Regions from separate parts of the Mus musculus genome. Here region 1 is linked to region 2. Evidence: chromatin loops called from intact Hi-C (ENCODE). Cell type or tissue: gastrocnemius. All regions are shown on one strand.

What was found. Peaks named below come from ENCODE experiments on the same cell type or tissue, not always from the same donor. Only the 100,000 strongest peaks of a DNase experiment are listed, where the experiment ranks them.
Region 1: it touches region 2 in a loop (2.4-fold over the local background); 10 of 42 quality-filtered maps call a loop at or near these places.

The regions. Positions count from the first base shown.
Region 1 is chr8:91,030,694-91,038,693 of GRCm38, forward strand. Chd9 (chromodomain helicase DNA binding protein 9) reads left to right here. Exons shown (of 40, transcript NM_177224.2): 32 at 2,646-3,551; 33 at 4,212-4,372; 34 at 5,633-5,857; 35 at 6,714-6,882. Among named protein-coding and RNA genes, the nearest start is that of Gm39221, 25 kb to the right of the region's middle. In gastrocnemius, a CTCF peak has its summit at 3,901; no DNase peak of the experiment used is centred here.
Region 2 is chr8:90,979,694-90,987,693 of GRCm38, forward strand. It overlaps Chd9 (chromodomain helicase DNA binding protein 9), which reads left to right. Exons shown (of 40, transcript NM_177224.2): 10 at 3,769-3,855; 11 at 4,575-4,712; 12 at 6,366-6,487. Among named protein-coding and RNA genes, the nearest start is that of Gm39221, 76 kb to the right of the region's middle. In gastrocnemius, no CTCF peak of the experiment used is centred here; a DNase peak (open chromatin) is centred at 3,402.

The DNA.
Region 1 (8,000 bases), 51 kb after region 2:
AGGTTTCCCCTGTAGAAATCAAAGAAACAATAATAATACATTTAAGAAATTCTAACTTTTTAGAACTGTAAATAAATTATACTGATAGACTCCTGTCCCTTGGCCCTATTGCTGCAGTGAGATAAAGAGTAAAGACACCCACCAAAGATTAAGAAAACAACTTGTTTAATTCTAGCATCAGGAGGCAGAGGCAGGTGATCTTTGAGTTCAAGGCCAGTTTGGTCTACATAGTAAGTTTCAGGCCCGTCAGGGCTATGGAGAAGAGGCCCTGTCTCTAACAAAAACCAAAAAGAAAGTGAATTGTACTGTTTCAAGAAAACACTACTCCCTTGTAGCCATCCACTGCCTCTGGCTCTTACAGTCTTTCAAGTCTCTAAATCGTTACAGCATGTAACCCCAACTCGGAGAGGGCATGGACAAACATCCCATCCTAGCTAAGGAGCTTTAAGCAATTGAGCTTTCTTTAAAGATGTAGCCCCTGGTCAGTCCGCTGTGCTCCAGTGCTGGCCATGCCTCCATGTGCCTGATGGGCTTCAGGTAAAAACAGGACACAGAACTGGATGGACACAAAAGCAGGGTAGGGCTGGGCTTGTGGTTCTGCTTTTATTTCCTAACAGATTTATTGCCAGTTTGCCAAATCATGAAGCAAATCTCTTGATTATCCAGTGTCAGGAAATTCAGGGTAGTTTCAATCTGCTTTATTCATATGTATAGTGTAGGTACTAAATAAATAGTTATTATTCTGTGTTCCTAGAAAATAATGGCAAGAAAAACAATTGTATATATTCAGTACAGATACAGTTCAACCTCCCAAATAGTATGCTCACTGAATCCTTGGATTCAGCTATTCGAATTTTACCTGTTTTTTTGTTTGTTTGTTTATTTTGTTTTGATTTGTTTTTTACCCCTATACATTTCAGGAGGGAGGAAATTGATGCTTGTTCTGGGACAAGGTCTTGCCATATAGCTCAAGTGGCCTTGTCCCCAATTGTAATTCAACTTGCCATGGGTCACAGTACTCCTGCCTCTTTCTCAGGGCTGGGATGACAGACATCTCTCCCACACTTGGCTTCCCTGACAGACATCTGTGTTCTCAGACCCCCAAGTGGTACTTGGATATTCTCATTGTTCCTTGTTGTACAGGACCTAAGTCTCTTAAGTCATTTTGCTATCTTTCCTTCTGTTCCAATTTGAGTTTTCATAGGATTGGACAGTGTGTCATTTTCTTTTTTCTTTTTTTCTTTTTTGAAACAAGTTCTTGATTGGCACAGTGTTGTAGCCTCCATCTCACAGAGATGCACCCCCCTCTGCATCCCCACTGCTGGGATGAAAGCTGTGTGCCCCCATGCCCACTTTGTTGCAGGTTCTATGTCAATAATGTTGTAAGGTTTGTGCCGTCAGGGTGGTACTCCTATGGATCACTAAGCCAAGGTAGTTTATGATGTATTTCTCTACTTTATGTTTCCCATGTAATTAATAAGTAGCTTGGAATCTCACAAATCCTATTTCTGCTCAAACTTTAAAAAATCTGTTTGTGGGCTTGGAAGATGACTCGGTGGTTGAGAGCATGGGCTACTCCTTTGTTGGACTCCGATTTGACTCCTAGCACCCACATGGAGGCCAACAATCGTCAGGAACTCCAGTTTCAGGAAACTCACCAACCTCTCCTGGCCCCCTTAGGCAACAAGCACACACATAGTTGCACACATGTGAGTGCAGGCAAAAAAATCTAGATGCATAGAATAAAAAATAATAAAAAAATTAATCTATTGTTTTTAGTGCTTTCTGTATACTCAATCTTGTGAGTAATAGATTCTCTCTGAAATTCCATTGTAAGGAAGAAGTCTTCCTCGTTTAGAGTCATTTATATATTAACCTATAAACTATAAACCCAATACTTTATTTTTGCTCAAACTTTGTACATGTTTTTATTATGAGTTCTACAGGTTGGTTCTTGCATTAGTGTAGTAACACATTATCTTTGTAAGTGACTTCCAAGAGCCATTAACCAAAACCAAAGGTAGGACTGCACAAGAACAAATGTCCTGTGATCTAATGCTGAAGCTGAACTCTGTTCCCTAGTAACTCGTGTCATGTTTCCCACAAACGTTAAAAATCTAAAAATCCTGTTGTTGCCAGGCATGGTGGCATGGCACATGTGGGTTGGCAGAGGCAGGTGGATCTCTAAGTTCAAAGCCAACCTAGTCTACACAGTGAGTTCCAGGCAGCCAGGTATATAGACAGAGACCTTGGTTTAAAAAACAAACAAACAAAATGTCTTTGTAACCTAAGTTACCTTATGCGTTATGAAATTTGCATAAGGTAACAGGTTACAAAGACATTTTGTTTCTAATAAACAGATTTCATTTGTTTATTGGGTATCACTAGATGTATTTACAAGTAAGGTTAGAAAAGTTCTTAAAAACAAATTCCTATTTATGGCAATATACTTCTGAAATGATCATGTTACTCATTTTAAAATATAGATATTTTGTCTCATGATTTTAGTAATTTTAAAAACAATTTCTACATTTACGGTCCTAGAAATTATAGTGATACTGTGTAGAGGCTTTTAAAGTTATCGCGTGTTAAATCTTCCATAAAGCATTTTTGAGATTAACATTTTGGTCCTTGTTTCAATATAGAATTGGTCGATCCAAATATTTTTATTCAACCAATCACAGAGGAACGTGCTTCTAGAACTTTATATCGCATTGAACTTCTAAGAAAAGTACGGGAGCAGGCCCTTCGTCACCCACAGTTGTTTGAACGCTTGAAGCTTTGCCATCCAAATCCAGACTTACCTATCTGGTGGGAGTGTGGCTCTCATGATAGGGATTTGCTCATTGGTGCTGCCAAACATGGGGTCAGCCGGACCGACTACCACATTCTCCGTGATCCTGAACTCTCGTTTATGGCAGCTCAGAGGAACTACAATCAGAGTAAGGCGGCTCACTCAAGGACTTCTGCCCCACTTTTACAGCAATACCAAGTAGCACTTTCTGCTTCTCCTCTTACCTCTTTGCCTAGACTGCTAGGTGCTAAAGGTACTCTTCTAGAGGATATGAAAGTTAAGAGTGAAAGCCTCACAGAAGAGCCCCAGTCCTCTGAAGAAGAATCTATGTCTTCTATGGAAACAAGGACACGAGTTAAATCTGAGCCTGTAAGTCCAAAGAACGGTGTTTTATCACAGGCTACTGGAGACCAGAAGTCTGGTGGGAAAAGTGAAACAGACAGACGCATGGTTGCAGCCAGAACAGAGCCCCTAACTCCAAACCCAGCTTCTAAGAAACCGAGAGTCCACAAAAGAGGATCCCAGTCCAGCTCTGATTCTGACTCTGACTCTGCGCGCTCATCGTGTTCTTCCAGATCCTCTTCCTCCTCCTCCTCCTCCTCCTCCTGCTCACACTCTCGGTCAGGCTCTAGCTCTTCGTCATCCTCATCTTGTTCTTCGGCATCTTCCTCCTCCTCCTCATCTTCCTCCTCCTCCTCCTCATCTTCTTCATCATCATCAGAAGAAAGTGACAGTGAAGAAGATGTCCAGAAGCGAGGTACATGCACACATTTGTTATCTTTATGACCGCTTTTCAAGTGAAAATGTAGAGAACTTGATTTACATAACTGAAGCATGCTTAACTTTGTAAGCTTAAACTTTATGCTTATAAATTGTCTTAGAAAAGCATAATTGAGGAGGAAACTGGAGTTCCTTACATAATCCTGTTCTGTAGATTAGTTGAACAGGGGAGTCTGAAGTTTTGCGTAACGGCTTGCCTTCTTTATGACTGCCTTAAATTTGCTGCTTTCCCCAGAACAAGTTTATTATGAGCAAATAATGTTTACAGCAACCACCAGGAACCTTAGATTAAATAGACAAACAAGAGTACCATACTCCATACTGCCGCCTACAGTCTGTAGAAGGACGCACAGGAAGAGCTTACGCCCCTCAGCAGAGTAGCCTCAGGTGGCTTTTTTCTGGGGTGCCTTTGCAACAGCAGTTCAGGTACAAGGAAAGGAGTCAGCATCGAGCTTGTGCAGGGATGGCTCTGGCAGTCCTAAAGAGCCCCATCTTCCCCAGGGCTCTGACATCAAGCATGCTAAGAGTTATCTTACTTGGACACTTGTGGGGAATTGAAGAAATTACATAGGATTGTAAAAGTATGCATAAATTGTTTGATGTAGATTTAAAGAGTGACTGTAACTATTGTCCTTAGAAGGCACGCCTCACAGGAAAGCCTATGATGAGGAAAGTGTCGCATCACTGAGCACGACCCAAGATGAAACTCAGGACAGTTTCCAGGCAAACAATGGAACGCCAGAGTCTGCTTACCTGCTACAAGGTGGATATATGCTGGCAGCCTCATATTGGCCAAAGGTAAAAGAAGAGGTTACTGCTGAGACATGTCTTCTTTTCTCTCCTCTCCTCTCCTCTCCTCTCCTCTCCTCTCCTCTCCTCTCCTCTCCTCTCCTCTCCTCTCCTCTCCTGAATAGCTTTGATGGTAGACATTCTTTTGTATTTTGTTTGTTTTGTTGTTGTTGTTGTTGAGACCAGGTCTTACTGTATGGCTCTGGGAGTCAGACTGAACTTCTACTCTGACATCTGTCTGCCCCCTGCCCCTGCCCCTGCCAATCTGGGATAAAAGGTGTGACCACCACATCTGACCTAATGGTGGATAGTCTTAGGTGAAAAAATAGGCCACTATAAATTTTTTTAAAGATTTATTTATTTATTATTACTCATTAGTACACTGTAGCTGTCTTCAGATGCACCAGAAGAGGGTATCAGATGTCACTATGGGTAGCTGTGAGCCACCATGTGGTTGCTGGGATTTGAACTCAGGACCTTTGGAAGAGCAGTCAGTGCTCTTAACCACTGAGCCATCTCTCCAGCCTGGCCACTATAAATTTATGATGACATTTTGGTGTTTGCATCAAAAGGTTAAATTATTACTGCCTATTAAATGAGTTATACATACATGTGTATGCTTCTCGGTGTAACTTTAGAATGTTTAGAATGAAGGACGGTAAATACCGTTTGTAGTTGTAACCTACCAAAAAGCTCATTTTAAATAGGTACATTCTGGGGTACAAGCAGCTCCAGCTGTATGACTGTAATCCCCATGTGTGACTAGACTAATACAGGGCGCCTTTGGAAATGAGGTTGAGAATTTAGAAATGGACGAGCCTGTTCTCTTTCTATATTCCTACGTGTTACTTTTGTACCCTGCATCTGTAAAGGCAGCTCCACTAATAGAGCACCGTGCTAACATGCACAGAGCCTCAGGTTTAACCAACCATTGTGGTTCACATTTATATTCCATTTCTATAATTCAAGCAAGTGGGAGGTCCCTTGGACTGTTTAGTGACTTCAAGGACAGCCTACAATGCGTAAGACTTCGTTGAAGGAATAAAATATTAAAATAGTAAATATATCTTTGTGGTATAATGCTTTTGAACTTCACCAAAGGGAATTTGTACTTAAATAATGTACAGAATTATAATACATATGAGAATATATAAGCATACTACACACACTGTTATACCTGGCTTAAACCATCAAAGCTCTTAGGTTATTTGGTCTGCAAAGGTCTGGCCTAAGTACTAAAGAGTACCTTGATGTTCCCTGCTTTTCTAGGACCGGGTAATGATCAACCGCCTGGACAGTATTTGTCAGACAGTTCTGAAAGGGAAGTGGCCGTCAGCTAGAAGACATTATGATGCTAACACGGTGGCGTCCTTCTATACCACCAAACTGCTGGATAGCCCCGGAGCAGCTACAGAACGCGGCGAGCCCAGCGTCCCCACACCCCCAGCCGTTGCTGTCAGAGAAGAGCACGAGCAGTCAGCACAGATGTCAAAGGTGAAGAAGCATGTACGAGAAAAGGAGTTTACAGTGAAAATCAAAGACGTATGTGCATTTTTATTGCCCTAGGGCCTGGTTGCGATTGCGGTGTGCAGCATGCTTTTCTGCAGTGGCTGCCTGCTCTCACTCTTCCTTCCTTCCTTCCTTCCTCCCTTCCTTCACATCCTTGTCTCAGGGTACTGCAGTGCTTCCTTCCTGTAGCTAGGCTGTTCAGGGTGAGCATCCCATTAAAGCGCTCATCACTAAGTAGGCCTCTCTCCTGAGAATGGTTCTGCACAAGGTGTTTCCTGAAGCGTGTGACTATTTCTGTTCTGGCATTTTAAAATATTTATGTGGTATATCAATGTACGTACTTTCTCAAACACTTAATGTGTCCCATTATTAGGAATGCTTTTTTAATATGATCTTTGAAGTTTAATTATTTGTTATCAAAAATATGGGTGAGCTTTAGTGTGGAAGACAGACATGTAACACTGGCCCTTTAAGGCTAGGAAGGCGCAGGGAGAGGGGGAGGCACATGGGAAGACCGTATGTCATACAGGGAAGAGTCATGCCAGTATATGTGTGTGTGTGTAAGAGTGATGTCGCTAAAAGTGCCATAAATAACGTGCCTAGCGATGTCTGTCTGCCCTGGAAATGTTACAGTCATGTGCTTCCCACGTGAAAAATGTTGGTTTGTAGTCATAAAAATGATGAGTGTTTTTCCTGTTGATTGGATTGAATGGGAGAACCTCAGGAGTGTCAGGGACTTTGCCTTCCTCTTTCTAAGTAAAATATCTTTCTTGATATCCTATAGTAAGGTTTTTGGTAACATTTTCTGTCTTGATAATGGTTCTGAATTTTGTTTTAATAGGAAGGTGGCTTGAAGTTGACATTTCAGAAGCAGGGGCTTGCCCAGAAAAGACCATTTGATGGTGAAGATGGCGCCCTGGGTCAGCAGCAGTACCTCACTCGCCTTCGGGAGCTTCAGAGCACATCAGAGACTAGCCTTGTTAACCTCCCCAAAGCTGTGCCAGCGTCAGGTAAATGTGCAAATGGGAACTCGGTATTAACAAGATATTCCTTGCCATTTCCAAATTTTCTTTTATACACATTTGACATAAAAACTCATTTTCTCTTTAGTGTTGGGGACCTATTTAACACCTACAAAGTAGTCAGCATAATATTAAATATTATTATTTCCTAGAATATGTGTATATGATGTGTGTGTATCTGTGCGTATGTGTCTATCAGTCTGTGTCTGTCAGACTGTGTGTGTGTCTACCTGCCTGTCTGCCTATCTGTATCCGTATCTACCCCCCCCCGCCTCTGTCTCTGTGTGTGTGTGTGTGTGTGTGTGTGTGTGTGTGTGTGTGTGTGTGTGTGTGTTCTGGAGATCACACTCAGGACTTTTATGTATGCTTAGCCAGTCACTTTACCTCTGAACTGCACCACCAGCCTTGTTGAACTTTAGTATGACATTTTGAATTATAGCAGTTAGTTTGAGAAGTTTAAGTATTTGAATGGAGATACCATCTTGTCAAGTAGCTTTTAACAGATAAAAGTTATAGTAGTTTTGGGAAGGTGGTATATTTTGTGCTTCAAACAGTAATTTAAGTCACATGATAGTGGTTGTTGGTAAAAGACTAAAACTTAAGAGAGTGCAGGGGAGCCAGGCGGTGGTGGCGCACACCTTTAGTCCCTGCACTCGGGAGGCAGAGGCAGGTGGATTTCTGAGTTCAAGGCCAGTCTGGTCTACAAAGTGAGTTCCAGGCCAGCCAAGGGCTATACTGGGAAACCCTGTCTCAAAAAACCAAAGAGAGAAAGAGAGAAAGAGAGAGAGAGAGAGAGAGAGAGTGTGTGTGTGTGTGTGTGTGTGTAGGGGCACACTTTAAAATGCTCCAAGCAGACATGATTATTTCTGACTAGTCTCTTCAGTTTCCACAGACCCTTTCAAGACAAGACTTCTTCCACTTCAGATAGCCCTATGCCAGGCAGGTCTAAGTTTCAGGGAAAAAATATCTTTTAATTTGGAAGTACATTTTCCCTGATCTGTTTTGTTTCTTTTCTCAAAGATTGGAGTTCTACCTCTGAAAGCACTATAGACTTAGCTTTGCCCTTCCTTTGTCTGCATGCTAAATCATAGCATTTTGAAAACAAT
Region 2 (8,000 bases):
TGGGAGACATAATTTTTAGAATATGAAACATATCCCTTATTTGTCATGAACTTTGGTGTAAGTGTATAGCATTGAAAAGGGTTTGTTCATGTCTAGGCCTCACTGAACAGCCTCATGTCCTTTTCTAATTTTTTCCCGTATCTTTGATGTACTTATTTTTGGTCAGGCTTCACTATGCTGCCCCAGCTAGCCTGGAGCTCACTCATAACTCACTGGATTATGAGTGGATCAGGATAGCCCTGACCTTGGTGCGGTCACCCTGCCCGTTTGCAGACCACTACCTTGTAGTTTTGTGGCTTTTTTTCTTTTTTAATTTTGTTTCAGTTTAAACTTTTACTTGAGCAAGATAGTTATTAAAATATCACAACAAATTTTCACATTTTAACTAGATTTTTTTTCATATTTACCCTATTTACTTTAATTCTAGCCATTGTCTCAACTTTTTAAATATCATACATATAATTTTTTTTCTAACATATATTTATAGTACTTGGTCTCTTACATAACCATAGTACAATTATTATTTTACCAATAGGCCTTATTTGTTTTTCAGAAATCATTGTACCAGAATTTTTATATCAGAAATGTACCAGAGCTCAACGTTGTGTGTTACTTTTAGTTGTTATGTTTCCTTTAATTTGGGTCTGTTTTTCCACTTTGTATCTTTTCCATATTTTTCTTTTTTTTCTTTTCTTTTTTTTGTTTTTTGTTTTTTGCTTTTCAAGACAGAGTTTCTCTATGTACCCCTGGCTGTCTTGGAACTCACTTTGTAGACCAGGTTATGCCTGCCTCTGCCTCCTGAGTACTGGGATCAAAGGTGTGCCACCACGCTCGGTTATTCGTGACTTGTAAACGCCAGGGCAATGACTGTGCTTCCTTCTTCGTGGATCGTATTCACTGTGTATGGAACTTCTTGCTCCGTGTTATATCTGGCCAGAAGGCAGCTGCTTAGTGGTGAAAGTTGGTCCCTGTCACATCTGTTCCGTGTAGTCTTGGCTGACTTGGCGCCTGCTCTGTAGACCAGGCAGGCCGCTCACATGTCTTGACTTCACCCTTGAGGGTTCTGGAGTTCATGTTAGCCACTGTACCTCGGTATATCACTCTTATTAAAATTGTATAACAATTGGTTACTCTGAAGACGTAACACTTCAGGTGCTGGGAGTTCTTCCTGTTCCTCCAGAGTCTCTGACTTGTTCAGGTTGGAAATTCCCCTGACTGCCTGTCTTATGAGTATTTGACTATCACTGCAGTTTTTACAAAGATATTTTTTCTCACCTGACTCAGGTGTATCATAAATAAGACCTATGTGATTTTTTTTTCTTTAAAGCCCTGAAATTTCTTTTTATCATTGAACTACATTTGACAAAGATTGCACGGACTTTGTGTCCACAATTTGATTTTTAGTTACATGTAAACATCATGAATCATGTCAAATGGATCCATCTATCATCAAGAAATAGTTACCACCTCTTCTTTTCATTTCATTCTGAGAATGCCAATGTTGGGTTATGCACATTGTTATCAGGTAAATCCAGTATCAATAGTGGTGTGGTATTAAATTAAGACATAGCATACATCATACCACTGATAGGCAATTAGAGCTAAGCTGGCTGTGGAGAACAGGCTTTCAAAGATGTGTAGGAATTGCTCAAGCAGGGGAAAAAAGCAGCAGTCTAGGCAGCAGAGAGAAGCTGAGGGTAAAATTATGAAGCTGTGACAGGATACGGGGTGTTGCAGGTCTCTGGAAATACTGTGTTGCCTTCTGGAGCATGCAGTCTCGGTTAAGGTTGTGTTACGCTTCGGGAAACGATGCTTCTCGAAAAGGGAGAATTCTGTTCTTCCTCGAAAGCAAATATGGAGGAGTGAGGGGAGGACTTCAAGCAAATATGGACTTCACCCACAAATAGGAAGAGTGAGGGAAGGACTTCAAGCAAATATGGACTTCACCCACAAATAGGAAGAGTGAGGGAAGGACTTTAAGCAACGGGGTGATCTGTGAAGTTTGTCCTTGAGAAAGATTAAGTACATTGGGGACAATAAAAACACTATTTTAAGAATTCGAGGCAGTAGTTCAGGGACTCCGTAGAAGGGATTGTGGCATTGGTATCCACCTCAGGGGCTGGAGAGATGGCTCATTTATTAAGAGCACTTGTTGTTCTTGCAGAAGAACAAGTTCTGGAACCCACATGATTTCACAACTATCCTTAGCTCAAGTTTTTGGGATCCGACCCCCTCCTCTGTACCTGCAGACACCAGGCGTGCACATAGTGCATATAAATATAAGTATATGCAGGCAAAAGACTCAGGCATACAAAGGACAATCAATAAATCTTTAAAGGATGTATATAAGTGAGACTGGTCCCAATTTAAATTAGCTTTTAAGGAGAGACTATACCCATGTGATGGTAGCACACACCTTTAGTCCCAGCACTCAGGAGGCAGAGGCAGGGGGATCTCTGAGTTTGAGGCCAGCCTGGTCTACAGAGAAAGTTCCAGGACAACCAGGGTTACACGGGGAAACCCTGTGTCCAAAAATAAATAAATAAAAAGCAGAAGGCGAGAGTGAGGGCAATCCATACAGTTCAGTGGTAGAGTGTGTGTACTGCATGTCTCAGCACCACACGCACATACACTGAATTTATATCAAACCCAACACACTGGCACATAACAGTAATGTCTGTTATTTTAAGACAATCATGAGTTTAAACTCAGTTTGGGCACTATAGTAAAAAACAGTTTTTTATATTACACATGTATGTACATGTCTACACACACACAGATGCAGTCTCACACAGATTGTACAAATTGCTGATTTGTTGATTGATTTACTTTTAATCTTTATTTATTTATTTTATGAGCATTGGTATTTTGCCTGTATGTGTGTCTGTGTGAGGGTGTTAGATCCCCTAGAACTGGAGTACCCGACAGTTGTGAGCAGCCATGTGGGTGCTGGGAATTGAACTCAGGACCTCTGGAAGAGCAGACAGTGCCCTTAACCACTGAGCCATCTCTCTAGCCCCCTGTTTTGTTTGTTTTGAGACAGGTTTCTCTGTGTAGTCCTGGCTGTCCTGGAACTCTCTAACTGGACCAAGCTGGCCTTGAACTGAGAGATCCATCTACCTTACCCCACCCCGAAAGGAACAGGATAAAAGGCATGCGCCACTATGCTTGGCTCCAAATTGCTGCTTTATTAGGTATCACAGGGTTAAGGAAGGAAAAGAAATCTCACATCACTTCTGTTTTGGTAACTCAGTGTGGAGCAGGGAGAGTGAGGGTTTCCATTTATCCAGTTAGAGAAGGTAGGAGGCTCAGAGGTGGCAGAGAAGGCAAGTGCGTCTGAATGTGAAGTACCTACGTAGTTAGCTGGTGCTCAGCCAGACAAGTGCATAGGAAGACAGGCCATGCATGAAGGTGACAAGGATGACCAGGATGACAGCTGCCAAGGGGGACAGCATGTGGAGTCCGTGGTCTCCATGTCTAACTACCATACAGAGTTGCAAAGGCAAGATGCATAGGTTGCATTTAGAGCTTTAAACAAATCTGCTAGAGTAGGTTACCTATCAGGAATACAGTATTTTAAGTTCTATTAGTTTGCTTGTATTACTTACAACATGGTGGTTCATAATATCCTTTATAGCTTTTGGAAATAAAATTGGAAGAATTTGTATATTGTACATGTAATTGCAGTTAACAGATGTATTTGTTTTTATTTATGTCTTTCCATTTTTTGTCAGATAAGATACCATGAAATTTGCTTTTTAATTTTAGATGGAAGAAGAACCCTTTAACCCTGACTACGTTGAAGTAGACAGAATATTGGAAGTTTCTTTTTGTGAAGATAAAGATACTGGTGAGGTAATTACTTAGTAAAATTAGTCTCTAAGGGGATGGAGTTCAATTCCCAGCACCCACGTGGCAGTTGTGGCTCTCACTGTCTGTAACTCCAGGTTCAGGGGATCTTACACTTTCTTCTGGCTGCCAAGGGCACCAGGCGCACACATGGTACACAGACATTCCTGTAGCCAAAATATACATTAAAATAAATAAAAATTGGGAGAATGGTTCTAAGGCTTGGAAATAAAACTGGTAGGTAAGAGCACTGATTGCTCTTGCAGTGGACCCTGGTTCTGTTCCCAGAACCCACACAGCAGCCAATAGCATCTGTAGCTCAAGTTATAGGGAGGAAATATAATTTTTTTCTAAGAAATGCCTTAAAAATGTCTAAATACTCAAACCTAGTACACTTGTTAAACAAACAAACAAAACAAAACAAAACAAAACAAACTCTAAGGCCTAAGCCTCGTTTTAAAAGGCCGGGTCAGTTCCCAGCACATGTAGTGCCTCAGTGCTGCCTGCCTCCAGTGACAAGGCATCTGGCGCCTCTTCTGACACCTGGAGGCACCTGCTGGCAGGCACGTGGTACACATATGCACATGCAGGCACCCCAACATACTCATAAAAGCTTTTAAAAAATGTTTCACTTGTTTTTAGTTTCAAGCTATTTTATAAACATTTTCTAATTGAACTATTTACTTCTTTCCAAGTGGGAAAATGAAAAACAATTTCTCTTTTAGTCTGTTATTTACTACTTGGTAAAGTGGTGCTCACTGCCATATGAAGATAGCACCTGGGAATTAAAAGAAGATGTAGATCTTGCAAAAATTGAAGAGTTTGAACAACTGCAAGCTTCACGGCCTGACACAAGACACTTGGTGAGAGCCCTTCGTAAACAACTCTTAAGGTCTTAGTACCTTGGATTTTAGCAGGTTTAAGGTTATCTTTGTCTTTGTGTTTGTGGCATATATGCATTCACAACCAAGGCTTTTTGCATCTAAGCATGCACATATATTTCTTAGATCCACGGTCATGAATTTAAGTTAATATAGTCCTTGGTGTACAACTGATATAGTATTCTTTTAAATTGCTACATAATATCCCATGTAACTAATTTAGCTTTTCTCTATTGCCACATAGTCCTGTTTTTTTCTATTCTATATAATGCTTCACTAAATATTAAGTCCTTGCATAGTTTTTGAGAGATTCGAAATTAATTTATCTGAGTAATTGTATATACTTAAGATTGCATTAAGTAGCTCTTTATAAATCCCACTCTCACTGATATGTTCCAGTTAACAATTCACCATGACTGGGTGGTGTGGAACCTTTAGTCTTAGCATTTGGGAGGCAGAGGCAAGTAGATCTCTGAATTCAGGGACAGCCTGGCCTACAGAATGACTTCCCAAACAGACACGGCCACACAGAGAAACTCTGTCTTGGAAAACAAACAAAATGAAACGAACCTCCCAGTTGTCCCTGTCTGAGTTTGTCTCCTGTTGTCTCTTTCAGATCATTCATATAAATTTTACTCTCAACTTCTCTAACATTCCTAAATCGCCATTGTATGAAAAATTCAAACCAAGCCTATGTTTTCTCTAAGCAGGTTATTACTCATAAGTATACAATTCATCTGTTTCCATACTACGCTTTATTTCCTCTTAGGAACTTAAAATGCTTTTATTGTATGGATTACATAAATTAACTGTGCAATGTCTGTATTATAAATAGTGGAGCTAAGGCTGGACTAATGCTTACATTGCCTGTATTATGAAAGTAGAATCCTTCTCAGGAGCCGTCCACATTATTCTCCTGCAGTCTGCATTCTTCCTCACTCTGCTCACACATGTGGTAGTTGAGGTACTATGTGCACAGGTTGGCAGTGCAGCCTTGTGAGGGAGCCCTTACTGACTTTCCTAGGCCTTGGAAGCAGTCACAGAACTGTCTGTGGGCCAGCTAGTCAACATTCTGTGAGTCCCATCTGGATGACATTTTTCTTTTCCTTGCTTGATGATACTTCCTTGAGCCTGCAATGCAGTGTTGATAATAGTTTGTTACAAAAGAATATTCTCTTTTTTTCAGGTGCCTTTTTCTATACCTTCTAAAATTCTCTTTATTTCCTTTTGTTTTTGTAATCTGTTTAATTTAAAACTTTAAGCCTACATGACTATTCCTTGTAAAAAACCTACTTATAATGTGTCCCTTTTTAAACTTTGTCCATGTAGTGAAAATCCTGCTAAGAACATTTAAATACCTGTCCATGAAGAAGATGGGCGTGGGTTCCTTTTTCTGTCATAGCACCTGTTTAGCATCAGGGCTTCACAATGAGTTGCATTGTGAGCCTTACTGTTACATTCTCTGGAGGAGTTTAAACAGAATTAACTTGAGTTTTAAATATTAGGTAAAATTTCATCACATACTGTGTGCTTCAGCTTCTAGGTTCTTTTAGAAGCGAGGCTGCTTGCCATGAGTAGTTGTATGGAAGATCCGCATCTGAAGGGCATCATTCACTTTATTTTTTGTTCACAAAGGACCGTCCTCCCTCTAACATTTGGAAGAAAATAGAGCAATCCAGGGAATATAAAAATGGCAATCAACTCAGGGAATATCAACTAGAAGGACTCAACTGGCTCTTGTTCAATTGGTATAATAGGTATGTAGTATATCGTAAGAAAAGATTTTACTATAGCCAATTTTTGTATATTCCAAAATATGATAATTAAAAATTGGTACTTACATTGCTCTACTGTTAGTGCCAGGAAGTCTTTATTATTTAAAATGATAATACCTCAGGAAAATAATGTGAATTATAATTTTGGATGCCAGTTTTACCTTTGCTTCCTATAAGTATCTATCACTCACATATTTGTTACTAATAGTCAATTTTGAAATAACTTTCTTATAGTCCCAAAATACTCACTGTGTTTTAGCTTTTCAACAGGCAATTTATGTCAAGAATTATATCTGTTGGTCAGTATGTTAACATCTTTGAAGTTAGGTAGAGCATTAATATTTAATGTAAATTTCAAATGACTTAGACTACAAGCAGATAATTAATTGAACATAAAATTATGGGAACATAACATTAATTTCCTTTGGCTATTGTTCATTTTTTAAGTTGTTCAAAATGCTTTATACAACATATCTCAGGTAATTTATTGAGGTAAAAAGATAATTTCACAGGAGTTAAAAGGTGGTACCATAAATGAAAATGAATGTAAGTACACTTGTATGTACAAATATCAAATGAAATGCTACTACTAGACATGACAGCAAGAATTTAGTGATACTTCTTTTGAAAATCCATCTTTTTGCTGTTTTAATTCTCAAATCACTCTTCTGAGTTGTTATGATGAGTTATGAGGCTTAACTAGGAGGAGTGAGAATGGCCTGCCGTGTGTCTCTGACTTGTGCTTGATAAATATGAATCATTATCTCCTTCAAGGGAATCACTCTGGTAGAATAATACACTTTAGAAATTGGCACTTTTTGTATTACCTGGTTACATTTTCTCCGTTTTCCTCTCACCTTTTCATAACTCTGTCCAGGTCTCTGTAGGACTGCTTCATAAAGAAACCAGAGACAGTAGGCTTCGCATTCTCAAATGCGTGCCCACCTTCATGCCCGGTCCTCCTAGCACTTCTCCAGATTCATAGCACTAACCTCATGTCACAACCACGATCACACCATGCTGCCGCAGCTCTACATGTCTGTGTCCAGTCTTGAGTCAGCTCTCCTCTTTTATACCTTCAGGCCATGCTGGAAGACTCCTTGGTCTAAATCTATGAACAATTTGGGTATTTATTTATAAAAGTGAAATAGAAAAGTGTATGTCTTTTGACTCTGCTTTTCCCTCTAGCTTCCTCCAGCCCCTTTTGTAACTTCTCTGCAAAGCTCGAGCTCCCTGATCCCTGTTTCTTTTCAATCTGTTACAGTCAGGATTTCTGTTGTATGTTCACTCTTGAGCCTATCCTGGTACAGAACTCACTGTGTAGGCCAGGCTAGCCTCAAACTCATGGTCTCATCAGGATTACAGGCATGCATCTCTCTAGCCAGCTTTGGACTTTGTTTCCATTGCTTTTCTGAAGTTCTCATTTCCCTGTTAATGGAATATTCTTAGCCTTAATGGAATAGTCTTTGCATTCATCTCTCTTGCATTGAACATA